Regions from separate parts of the Homo sapiens genome. Here region 2 is linked to region 1. A link is a contact called in ENCODE Hi-C data. All regions are on one chromosome and are shown on one strand. Each heading gives the region's core, a stretch centred on a gene start or an enhancer-like site at or near the end of the contact. The rest is flanking DNA. Distances are from core to core; before and after follow the strand shown. Region 1 has its middle 18 kb from the start of LINC02432. Region 2 overlaps INPP4B (inositol polyphosphate-4-phosphatase type II B).

Region 1 (6,915 bases), core at 418-2,917:
TGAATGAACAGTAGAATGAAAGCTAAGATGTGATATTGATAAAAGGGGACTTAAGTAAACATCTAAATAATGTGCATTGATAAACCTTAGCCTTTCTCCCTCTTAACATACAGAAAGTGAGTAGGTGTGGCTTAGGTCCAATGGGCAGTATATTAGGGGATTTCTCTATGGAGTAGTTGATTGGCTAAAGGGAAAAGATCTACATACTCTGAGATTTCTGGGTTTTAATCACCCTACAATGAGGCCCACCAATTCAAATGTTCTGCCACCCAGACAGAGCTACTGATTGGTTATAAATTTGAATAGGTAGACAGGGACCACTAGACATGTGAAGAAAGCATCTCATTTGAAAGTCAGAGCCAAGAGCAAGATGAAAGGAACTCAGAGGAAGTAAAGACAGTGTAGGAACAGAAGAAAAAAATGATAAGATAAATATCCTAGGGAATGCGGGAAATATATTTTACTTCTGAAGCAATAACAGGGAGCTATAAAAATAAAAGAATAAGAAATTCATAAGAAAAATATTTTCAGCAGAAGTAAAAAAATTTAATAGAAATACAAAAGATAAAGTGAAGACTCTTCCAGAAAATTAGAACAAAAAGAGAAAGACATAGCAGATAAGAAAGAAAATATTTTAAAAAAATCAGTCGACCAAATCAGGGTCAAAATGTTTAACTATTATGTTTTCAAGAAAGAGAATAAAAATCAGAGAGAGAGGGGAAAAAATCTTCAAGAAATAATGTAGGAAAACTTGTGAGTATTGAAAGCTTTGAATTTCTAGGTTGACAGCCATCTGAGTGCCCAAAAATGAATGATAGAAAATCTGCATCAACACATAACAACATGAAATTTCAGAACCGTGAGGATAAAAAGACAACCCTAAAAGTAGCCAGGTAGAAATAACAGGTCACATTCAAAAGATGGTACTCAAACAATGGAGAAGTCCCTTCAAACTTGTAAGGAGAAATGAATTACAACCCAGAATTACAAGCTCAGCCAAGCTATCAATCAACTGTGAATGTAGAATGATATTTTCCAATATGTGGGATCTCAAAAAATGTGCATTCTGTTCATATTTCTCAGAACACTATTATGTACTTCATCAGAAAGAGGACCAACAAAAAGAGGAAGCCTCTGCATCCAAGTAAAAGATGCTACATGACAGGAGAGGGATAAAGGGACTATCTAAACGATGGTGCAGGGAAGTCCCAGGATGACAATTGTGTAATGAATCTGAGAACAGTCAGTTCAGGTCAGAAAAATTAGCCCAGAGAACTTCAAGTAGTATGTTTCCAAACTAAACAGAACTGATACTACCCAGTGCTGCACATTTGATCGCTGAAAATTATACTTCCAACAAATCAAAGATAATCAAAATACTATTTTTGTCTTGCATCGTCCCTTTATAATTTTTCAGTGGTGGGATTTTTTTTTTACTATTTTTCTTATGAATAAATTTTCTAGAAGTCTACATAGCCAATGAGCTCACTCCTAGAAGCTATAGAGCCCTGGAGGCAGAAACAGACTAGCTGTTTACCAAGCCTGTTTCTTTTTCTTCTGTTGCACAAACATAGTGTTTCCCAGCTTCTCTTGCAGTTTTGCATGACCACGTAACTGAGTTCTGGACAATGCACATGTAAGAGGAAATGACATGGCACTTCAGGGCCATGGCTCATAACAAATCTTGATACAAGAGGCTTCTTGTTTTTTCTCCTATCAGATTCATGCAGAAATGAACCTAGTGGCTCCAAAAGCTGTATGTTAATGATGGTGGAACCCTAAGGTGGAAAGAGACTGGGTTTCTAAGTCACTGCTTGGCGCTTGCAGCATAGTCAACTGTGAATCAAGAACAGGCATGTCAGGTGGTAAAAAAGTATACTTCTATTGTCCTGCCATCACAGCACATCTAGCAAAACTGTCCTCTGGAGACCTGGAAGGCAAACCATGTTTCTAGTCAGCCTATGGCTTGGGAAAGGGTTTGGAAAGTCAGTCATGGGCTTTACCTTGTGTTTCCAGCAAAGTCTTACTAAAAAGGGATGAGCTTAAGAAAGACTTGGCTATTTTGAAAGCAGAAATGAAAGTGAAAAGAGAAAGACTGAAAATTTGGGCCCTTGAATTTGAGGCTTCAATCTTAGATATACTCTCAATATGTCAAATAGACTATCCAATTCCAGACCATAAATAAAACTGCATTTGGTTTAATATCCCATCTCAATGGCTCACCTGAAGTGGACCAGCTGCTTCCCGTGGAAGAGGGGCAGGTAATTTTTCTATCCTCTTGCCCACTTATATGCTACTTATAAGTTGTCATTGCTGTTGCCATGGGAATGGAGTCAGAGACTAGAAAGGCAAAGGATGCAGGGAAGTTTATGCTAGCTCTGATACTGTAAGATGGGCAGATGTCTGCAGGTGATTTTCCCTCTTTGGGTTGCTTTGGTGGCTCTGCAGGGTCACCCCCTGTGGGGCTCATCTGGCTGCAACAACTGCAGCTCTCTAGCCCAGTGCTCAGCCCCTGGGTTTAGGGAACCACTATCCACTCTCTATTTTGGTTAGAGGCTCATTACACTTCCAGAAAGTCCTTCTTGGACAGAGCTAAAGGTGGCCCCCAGCTAGCTCTCTCCTGAGGTCCTCATCTCCTCCACCAGAAATACTTTACTGCCCAAAGAGCTCACCAGTTGCCCCTCCTGCTCCAGTAAGCCTGTCAGATGCCAGTCTTACCCTCTCTCAAGCTCCAGGAGACTTATCTCAAACTCTCCAAATTGGCCAAGTGAAGCCCTTTTTGCAAAAGATAGCACTCCATTGCTCCCCTTGGAGAAGGTGAAACTCAGTCTAGCAACACATGTAAACACACACCCCTCTTAACAAATTGTTCTCATCTCCAATATTTGGACCCTTTTGTATTCTTCAGTGGGTTTGGAACTGCCCAACTGGTTCTCTGATAGCTCCTTTGAAAATCTACATTTTGGTTTGACAATTCTCTTTGGAATTTCATATATTATATATTGTGGTGAAAGCTGAAAATTCCAATTTAATGTTAATGAGGAAAAACTCACTGTTTCCTCTACTCTCAACACTTCACTTCTGACACCAAATGTGTGGGATATATTTTTCCCACAGCAATCAGTTCTCTCTGGATGCCACTTATGTGTCCTACAATTCAGTTACGGTACTATCTACCTTGCAGTTAGTGCAGACCCCATAGGTTGAAGGCTCAGTCCCACAAGACTGGGCCCCCACCCCAACCCCTCCACTTCAGATGCCAGTGGCATGGCTTGGATATCCACATTACCCATAACATTTGTCCAACTTGGCTACAAATGGAAGGTTTACACGACTTTCTCCTGAGGTTTGATATTTTGCCCTGATGGCTCACAAAACTCAGGGAAACACTCACTTATGTTCACTGCTTTATAACAAAGGATATGATGAAAGATGCAGATGAACAGCCAGGTGAAGGCGAGGTCCTGAGCACAGGAGCCTCTGTCCCCATGATGCCAGGGTGTGCCACCCTCCTGTCCTGTGGATGTATTTACCAACCTGGAAGCTCTCCAAGCCCTGCCTTCTAGGGATTTTTTATAGAGGTTTCATCATGTAGGCATGACCAATTATTAACCCAGTCTCCAGCTCACAGTTTGAATTATGGCTTGGTGTTTCTGGAAAACAGCCCTCATGTTGACGTTATCCAGCAGTCCGCCAAGTGTTGCCTTATTAGAATAAAGGCACTCTTATTACCCAGGAAATTCCAAGGGATTTAGGAGATCTGTGGCAGGAACAGGAGGCAGAAACCAAATGTATATTTTTTATTATGTCACAACATCCTGTTACACTGTATCAGAAAAAGTATTATACCTCTCTTGGAAGACTGAGGGAGATAATTAGTAATAGGCACAAAGAAATCAATTATATAATAAGACTATTGAAAATTAAGCAATTTAAAATTCCACATAAACTGAAAAGTTGTATAAGAAAGGAAATTGCCTTCTTTCCCTTGCACCCCCTGCTGTACTACTACAAGCTACTCCTTGACTCATCATTCAGGGAATGTGAGTAAAGGGGATGGGCCTCCTTACCCCTAAATATTCTTAGCAAATTAATGTGGAGGTGACAGACTCAAAAGGTGGCTTTTCTCCTACCAGGTTGCCCATCCCAAAATAATAAAAGTAGCTAAATAAAATGCATTTCTTTTTGTAATTTGGTGTCATTGTCCTTAAAAAAGTGAGGCATGGTTACTGAACTCTTTGCCCATCCCATTTCTAAAATTGAAAACCTCAATTTCAATCCTGAATCTGTTCTCTGGCTCATTCTTCCTGACATCTACTTATTATACAAATATAGTCAATCTTTGGCTGGTTCCATGACTGACATCTTAGAACATCAAAATTAGGAATGGTATGGCCAAATTGTCATCTTAGTCCTGAAATATGTTATAAACCAAACGTTGGAAGAGAATGAGCACATTCATAAATAAGAATGGCTAGGTCTATAAAAGTTCCCCACCTTTTTTCATCTGCAGAAAATATTTATTTTGCAGGTTAGGGTTTTCCATCCGTCAGAAAAAAAGAATGGCCATTACTGTTCTTTTCACTTCACACAGGCAGACTCATTTGCTCTACTTTCTGTGACTATCACTGTTTTGTTTGTTTGTTTGTTTTGTTTTGTTTTGAGACAGAGTCTCACTCTGTTGCCCAGGCTGGAGTTCAATGGCACAATCTCGGCTCACTGCAACCTTCGCCTCCTGGGTTCAAGCAATTCTCCTCAGCCTCCCAAGTAGCTGGGAATAGGCGTGTGTCACCACGCGCAGGTAATTTTTTTGTATTTTTAGTAGACAGGGTTTCACCATGTTAGCCAGCCTGGTCTCGAACTCCTGACCTCAGGTGATCCACCCGCCTCAGCCTCCCAAAGTGCTGGGATTACAGGCGTGAGCCACCGTGCTCGGCTGACTATCACTGTTAATAGCACATCTTATGCTGCACTGTAATGTTTCTGCACTGTAATGTTTGTTAATGGCATGTTTCTCACTGTAAGATAACTCCTTAAGATTAAGGCTTTTATGCATCTTCATGTTCTCATGTTTAAGAACAGTGCTTGGAACACAGATTCCATACATGTTGAATGAATGAATAAACTATTAAATAAGTTAAAGAGCACTAGAATGAACTAATATATGATTTACATTTGTTGACATTTTGAATCTCGTAATTATTTTTGACTATCTCCTCTACTTGGCTGTGAGTCCAAGAGCATATAAATCTTGCCTCATCTATGCCAGTAGCCTCAGCATTTAGCATTGTGCTTACTGCCTAAAATGTGATAGTTGCTCAGTTAATGTCTTGAAAATGAAGAAATGAATGCATTACATTATGAGATTTGCAAGAATAAGCTCCCTGGGTAGTCTGTGTCTTGTGTTTCATCATGCCATGCTTGTTCTCATCTTTAGGGACTTGAAAATGTGATTGAAATTTAAAGAATATTGGTTTTGAGAGTCAATTCTCAGCTACAACGTTCACCATCTTCTGAAATACCATTTTGTCTTTTTAAGAGAATAATGTTTCTATTTCCTTTCTGTTTTTTCTTTTTTTAATGTAACCCAGATCTTCAATGAAGACCATGTTTTACAAGTACACTTAGGATAAGCCTTTTATAAAACTAGTACTTTGGCTTATAAGCCCCAGCTTCTTTGTCCAGTCAGTGCTGTTGGTGTTGGATGACTTAACGAACAATGCCTGAGGCTTATAGATAAAAGGACTCACAGAGCAAAGTTATTACATGAGTTACCTTTCTGAATAATACCTAACTGCAGAATGTTCCTGGCATTAAGTGAAAATAGACCAAATATTAGCATTCTCAAAGCCCTTATCTTATATGCACACATGTACTGCTCTTGTTCTAGCTGTGGTTTAGTACTGCTTGACATCAGTAGCATATTCAGTTCCCATTTTTAGGCAAAAAGGAACAAATCGCCCTTCCTTGTTCAAGGAAGATCAAGGCAGATCAAGTAACCAAAGATCAGCTATCTGTTGCAAACTTTGGAACCACTGTCAGGCTTATAGTCTGCTTCTATGTACAAAGAACAAAAAACACTGGGAGGATACATTTAAAAAATCAGACTATCAGAGGTAGTTGGAAATTTAGTTTGCCCTCAGATGAAAAAAAAAAAAACAATGACAAAACATTTATGTTGCAAAGCAGGAGTAAAGAAAAAAAATTTAAAAGATAAAAACTGGCTAAATCTGTCATGCTCAATTGAGCAACAGAGCAAAATGAGATAAGCCTATTAGTGGCAGTTGAGAAAAACGGCTTTTCAAATTCAGTTTTTTTATGAGAGTAATTTAGGAAGTGTAGTTTAAGAGTCATTAAGTACAAAATACCATAAACATCAATGTGAGTTGTATTCTGCTTTCGTTTGGTTCACTGAGTGACATAGCATACCTTAAATCTGATGAAGAAGTTCCTTTGGAGGCTATAAACCGAGAGGCATTGAAGCAAACGCTGGGAGCAGCCCTGAGGAAGAAAGAGGTCCCTTAAACAGCGTTTGGCCATCTTGTTTAGAAGCTGGTGAGAGATAAGAGGAAGCCTTTACTTCCAACTCATGAATGAAGTAATACAATGAACATTCTGGTGAGCCAGCCACCCACTTCCTGTTAAAAAAAAAAAAAAAGGGAATGTAGGCATTTGCAGTTAGCTTGTGGGGGGTGCTTTGAAGCAGGGAGGCAGGAGGGAGGAATGAAGCTTGAACCATCAAGCTGGGACAGAAGGAAATGTGAACCAAAATGCAGCTGTGAGCTCCAAGACTCCTGAGCTATTACATCAGTTATTATGTTGGAATGGGAGGATAAAGGAAAGGCCGCCTCCCCTTGCTGCTGCTAGCCTGCAAAGTTATGAAGTGTAAAGTGTGATCCCTTGTAAATATTGGTT
Region 2 (6,424 bases), core at 3,666-6,165, 1.4 Mb after region 1:
TCCTTTTGAGCTCTCTGCTCTAGGTAAAAAGATTTTCATCATTGAATCCTAGTATTTAAAGGATTTAGCCTTGGGCCACATGTGTGATTTGCAAATTGGAGCAGTATCATCTAATAGAACCATGAGATGATTAAAATGCTCTATAATGTTGCAATGTCCAGTATGTTAGCCAGTAGTTGCATATAAATATTGAGCACTTGAAATGTTGCTAGTGTAAAGAAATTCCCAATTTTATTTAATTTGAATTTAACTCAAATTCAAATAATCACATGTGCCTAGTGGCTATCCGCTAGCATAGCACTAGAAAGTAGGAGTAGAATTTGTCAAGTTGGAATACCAGCTTTTTAATAGGGGGCATAGAATAACATGGGGATCTCCAACCCCATTTTCATCCAAGAATAGCATATCACAAAGTCAGTGAAATACAATGCTGAATACAAAATGTCTATAACCACCTGGTAAAGCAAAGTGTGTAGAAATAAAGGCATAGGTGAAAGTGGAATGGCAGTACCAGGTAGAGCAGGGTCTGACAGTGTAGCAGAAGAGAGCCCTGGGAAGGAGCTCTGGGAGAAGTTAGGGTTGCAGTTAGCTATGACTGCCTAACAAATTATCCCAACATTTAGTGGCTTCAAATATTGACATTTGTTTTGTTAACCATCTGCATTTTAGGCTGGGACCATGGGGAGATAGCTTTTCTCTGTTTCACTCATTATCACTTGGGCTGTGGCAAGGCCAGGAGCTGAGACCATTTGAAGATTTGTTTATTTACATGGTTGGCAAATGATGCTGGCTGTTGGCAGAGACCTTAGCTGGACTGTCAGCTGGAACACCTTACAAATGGTTACTCCATTAGGCCTGGACTTTCTCACAACATGATAGCCAGATTCTAAGGACAAGTGTCCCAAAAAAGAGAGAGGCAAGCAGCTTCTATGTCAACTTTATGACCTACATTTGGAGATCACATAGCATTACTTCTCCAGTGCTTAACACAGCAGACACAAACCCACTCAGGTTCAAGGGAGGGGAAAATAGTCCTCACCTCTTGATGGGGATGCCAACGAGGTTCTGGAAAAACATTTGAGACTGGAGACATTGCTGTGGCCATTTTTGCAAACTAATCCATTGTCATTAATTAAAATTGTTTAGTTCTCAAATAAAAGAAACCTTAGTCAAACCTGTTTAATAACATACACATACATATTCTACAAAAATTAGCAAGCTATAGGCTTCAAGTATGGCTAGATTCAGTGACCCAAATGATACTATCGCATCTTTCTAATACTTGCTCATTCATTCTGTATCTTGGCTCTTTCTTATCTCTCAATTTTTTTCTTTTAATTTTTAACTGTTGCATTATCTTCCCCAAACGGCAGAACAAAAAATTACTGGCTGCCATAAGTCAACATCCTGACAATTTTGATCCTAAAAGAAGAATCTTTCTCTCTTAAATAGCATTTCTCATGTTATGGCTATGAATAATTCTGCTCAGGGCACGTGCCCAATCCTTGCAGAATCACTGGATCCTGAAAGGTAAAGTTTCCTAACAGGCCAGGTAGAGGTCCCAAGTCTACATTAGCAGCAAGTATTTAAATCTCATTGTATTAAAGTTTTTTCATATGTAGGATGGATTTCTGGCATATTCATTGTGAAACGACCTCAATTACCCTGCCTCTTCTATCCAACCAATTGTAATGGTCAGTAGCATGCAGTAATTTGTGTCAGTTCTGAACCTTGGGCCTCAAGAGCTCTTTCACATTTCTGCCTTCTCCTTCTTAGAACCCTGCTACCAACATGAGGATAAGGTATTAAGTGATAGGTTAACATAAGTAAAACCTCTAATTCAGTTTCTTACACATAAGAGCAGGATAAATGGTTACTATGATCAATCTTATTATTTCTATTTTCTAGTTTTGTCTTCATAATAACCCTAGGTATGACCATGGCAAGTATTACTGTCCTTTTTATTGATGAGGAAATGAATATACCAAGTGGTTAAAATGTATAGATTACCAAATGTAAAAGTACTGATAGAGTGGGCAGGTAGACCTTGAAATACATGCTAATGAGATTAGTGGCTGCATGAAGGACAGTAAATTTTGAGACTAAATTTTATGAGGATGAATTTTGAAACTGACTTGATGGAATTCATAGTGGCTAATATACATTAACTACTTACTATGTACCAGTAACTATTCTAAGTTTCTATTAATATCCTCACTTAAGTAACTAAATTATGTAAGAATCTTTCTTTCCCAGTTTTGCAGAAGAAGGCAATATTAGACACAGAGCTTAAATAGCTTGCTTCAGCCAGGAAGCAATAAGCTAAGAAGTTACCAGTCTGGGATTCGAACCCAAACTATCTGGCTACCAAAATGTCCATCAATGGTAGACTGGATTAAGAAAATGTGGCACATATACAACATGGAATACTATGCAGCCATAAAAAAGGATTAGTTCTTGTCCTTTGCAGGGACATGGATGAAGCTGGAAACCATCATTCTGAGCAAACTATCACAAGGACAGAAAACCAAACACCACATGTTGTCACTCATAGGTGGGAAATGAGCAATGAGAACACTTGGACACAGGGCGGGGAACATCACATACCGGGGCCTGTCGTGGGGTGGGGAATTGGGGGAGGGATAGCATTAGGAGAAATACCTAATGTAAATAACGAGTTAATGGGTGCAGCACACCAACATGGCACATGTATACATATGTAACAAACCTGCACATTGTGCACATGTACCTTAGAACTTAACATATAATAATAAGAAAAAAGAAAGCAAAAAAAAAAAAAAAAAAGAATTGCCCCTTGTACACTCTTCTGTCTCTGAAACGAAGAACAAGATGTTAGGAAAGGGGAGAAAAAAGTTAAATTCTAGGTAGAAAGAATGGTAAATGCAAAGCCAGCAGGGTAGAAATAAGTAAGTCGTATGCATATGAGATCAACCAGGCTGTATAGCTACAAGGCAACATCTGGGTGAGGAATCGACTGGAAATGAGGTTGAGAAAATTTAGAATGCAGCAGCAGAAAAGCAGTCTTTGAATGTCAGATTGAGGTGTTTGAATTTATGAAATAGCCCAAAGGAAACCCCATTCTCTCTGTTTTAACTTAATCCACTTAAATGTACAAGCAAATGAACATGTTGAGAAGAAATGCACTGATACATATAGAAATGGAAGTTAGCTTTTTAAGTGTAGTTAAAACAGTTTGTTTAAAACTGGCGGGCTCTCTATTCAAAATACCTCATGAGCAGTTGTCATTTAACTATAAATTACGAAGAAAGTGGCAGACTGAAGACAGATGCCCCAATCGGATCTTATTCCTTGCCCCTTCTAGAGAGTTAAGTATGGGAAGCATAGGCTGGACTATTCTAGATCAAGCAAACTTGTGCGTCCGCATCAGGCTCAATGATAAGAGTGTCTTAACTGAACATTAAGCTAGCGCTGTGCCTTCTGTTCATGAATAGCACTTTCTCATGGCATAGGTAGTCAGGGCCACGAGCAAGTGCTATTCATGAATGAAAGGTACAGCATTAGCTTGATGTTCATATTGATGTTCATATGCCAAGTAACTGTAGCATGATTTCAAATGTCTGCCTCATCACCTGTAAACATAATTAAAGAATAACAATCAAAGTCTTGGGGAAAATCCTGTTAAGTCCTTTTTACTGGTAGTTCTAAAATAGAGATGCAAAACTCAGTAAGATTTAAGAAACTCAGTGTTAATCTTATGAAGTTAAACCAATAATCCTCAAATATAACAACTTCAGTATGAAAGTACATATTCCCTGAGCCTATGAACTAGCTCAGTTAGCCCCACCTCACTATACCAACTAAAAAAATCTTAAACATGATAAAGATGTAACATTTACATTAATATTTTCCTTGGTACAATGTGCTTCAGGAAAGCAAATGTTTTTATAATTATCTTTACATCTTGAATGGATTTAAAGCAGATTTTTTTCCAAGGGAGAGAAATGGGAACAACTCTTCCTTTCTCTTTATCACTTACAAACCTGCTTCACACTTGGTTGACTCACACCCAATCACCTATGACTGATTTCTAAATCATGCTTAAGATCCAACAAATTAGATTGAATCCTCCTGCTAATGTAAACCTAACCTTATAAAAAATTAATGGCATTATTTAAAATAACATTATTAGTATCTATTGAACATTGGCCAATACTACAATTTTCTTATTTTTTATTTTTTGAGACAGGGTCTTACTTTGCCACCCAGGCTGGAGTGTAGTGGTGTGACCACGGCTCCCTGCTGCCTCAACCTCTCGGGGGTTAGGTGATCCTCCCACCTCAGCCTCCTGAGTAGCTAGGACTACAGGTGCCCGTCACATGCCCAGCTAATTTTTGTATTTTTAGTAAAAATGGGGTTTCGCGATGTTGCCCAGGCTGGTCTCAAATTCCTGGCCTCAAGTGATCTGCACGCCTCGGCCTCCCAAAGTGCTGGGATTACAGGCATGACCCATTGAACCCAGCCTATAATTTTCTTATTAATTTCTGAAAAAAATGAGATACTTTTACTAATTCTTAAAAACTAAAAAATTATATGTACTATAATCCATGGAAAATATCATTTTTTCTTATTTCTAGATGATGTTGTCAACTCATGAGCAAACATTCATAATACTCTATGGCATCTATCCAAAAGTTGAGTACCTTGTAACAACTGAACAGAGATCCATGAAAGTTTAGAAATTATTAAGGAAAAAAATTAAAGATAGAATTTACTAAGTAAAAAGGGCACAGATGTGGATGCCGAAAAATTAATACTACACAATCTTCTGATGGGCTATAGCACCAAATGCTGTTACAAAAACAGAATGAAACAAAACCAAAGCACAAATACCCATCCAATGATGGCATAAATGAATCATAAAGTATCAAAGCAGAAGTTTAGAGCTCTGGCATCAGGTACAATTCCTGACAAATTACTCAAGTTCACCCATAATTCGTCATTGTCATCTCAATGATACAGAGAATACTGGAAGTAAAAATAACTTGTTACATGTGAACAGAAACTGGTTTAGAAAATAATTCAAAAATATTTTATGCCTGCACTCCTACTCTTTGTACGGCAAAAAAAATAGTTCTTAAACTTTCAAATTAAGTACCTACTATTCTCAGGTAAGATGTTCTAATGAAGTATCATTTTTTATTGTTAGCAAATTAAGGTCACAGGACCCCTAGGAGGTTGCTGCTGACATCTAGTGGCATACTTTTTAAAACATCAAATTCATTAAAAATATAGAGAGCTATCCCTCATTACCCAGTGGGGTATGGTTCCAGGTTTCCTCTTTCCCAATGTACCAGAATATGCGGATGTTCAAGTCCCTTATATAAAACGGCATAGTCTTTGCACATAACCTATGCACATCCTCCCAGACACTTTATATCATCTCTAGATTATAATACCTACTACAGTGTAAACGCTATATAAATAGTTGTTTTACTGCATTGTCTTTTAATTTGTATTATTTTTTATTGTCTGTTTTTTTTTCCAAATATTTTTGATTCCCAGTTGGTTGAATCTATGGATGTGGAACCCATTAATATGAACAGCCAACTGTATATGTGTATATATATACATATATATATATATATACATATATATATAATCTCTCTCTCTCTCTCTCTCTCTCTCTCTCTCTCTCTCTCTCTCTCTCTATATATATATATATATATAGTTTTCTTATTTTTTATTTTTTGAGACAGGGTCTTACTTTGTCACCCAGGCTGGAGTGCATCTCGTGTGTGTGTGTGTGTGTGTGTGTGTGTGTGTGTATGATTTTCAGCATCATATATATAGAGAGAGAGAAAGAGAAGAACAAACATACATTTATGTTCAAGCGTGTACTTGCAAAATCTAGTGGACATGTTACCAATTATTTGTAGCCCAGATCACTTTGTCTTCAATGATGTGATTCTCCTTCCAAAGTAATCTTAGTGCTGCAAAACCAGAAATAAAAATGAGCAGATCTGCTAAAGCCTTAAAGGAACCAATTCCCTCAAAGACTTTAGTCTTTTACTGGGAATTGCCAATTCTCTGAGAGCCCCAATTCCCAAAGGCTTCTCCCCAAACCCAATAGGCCTAATTTCTTTTCAGCTTTCCAAATAACCATGACCCTACTCCATTTCCATACCTGGCATTTAAGTACTTTTAGGATCTTAGCCTAGAGAGACTCCACTATAGAGCAGAGTATATGCTCTTGCACAAAAATGCTTTTGTTGGGTAGGGCAGGTTAGATTTTTCTGCAATGATGTATGGAGTGGCACAAAGCCAGTAAGTGATAAAATTAAGCTGTCTCCCTTTGGTGAAGAGAATGTGTTCCTACAGTGGTGTTATAAATTAGTTGATTGGAATTTAGATTTTATTCTTATTAAAACGATGTCATAAGGCC

What was found. A loop is a pair of places that touch in the nucleus more often than their neighbours do. Pooled maps may share reads with other maps.
Region 2: a map of endothelial cell of umbilical vein shows a loop between it and region 1 (2.9-fold over the local background). The contact joins two enhancer-like sites. A Hi-C loop is called at or near these places in 1 of 168 maps with a recorded cell type or tissue (endothelial cell of umbilical vein), 1 of 37 single-sample maps with no recorded cell type and 5 of 50 pooled maps.

What each region holds. Positions count from the first base shown.
Region 1 is chr4:141,346,701-141,353,615 of GRCh38, forward strand. No RefSeq gene overlaps it. Among named protein-coding and RNA genes, the nearest start is that of LINC02432, 18 kb to the left of the region's middle. Within about 2 kb of position 1,668, at least 4 of the 41 ENCODE cell types and tissues checked have a DNase peak (open chromatin) inside an H3K27ac peak, as active enhancers do.
Region 2 is chr4:142,715,121-142,721,544 of GRCh38, forward strand. All of the region lies in intron 2 of INPP4B (inositol polyphosphate-4-phosphatase type II B), which reads right to left. Among named protein-coding and RNA genes, the nearest start is that of INPP4B, 130 kb to the right of the region's middle. Within about 2 kb of position 4,916, at least 4 of the 41 ENCODE cell types and tissues checked have a DNase peak (open chromatin) inside an H3K27ac peak, as active enhancers do.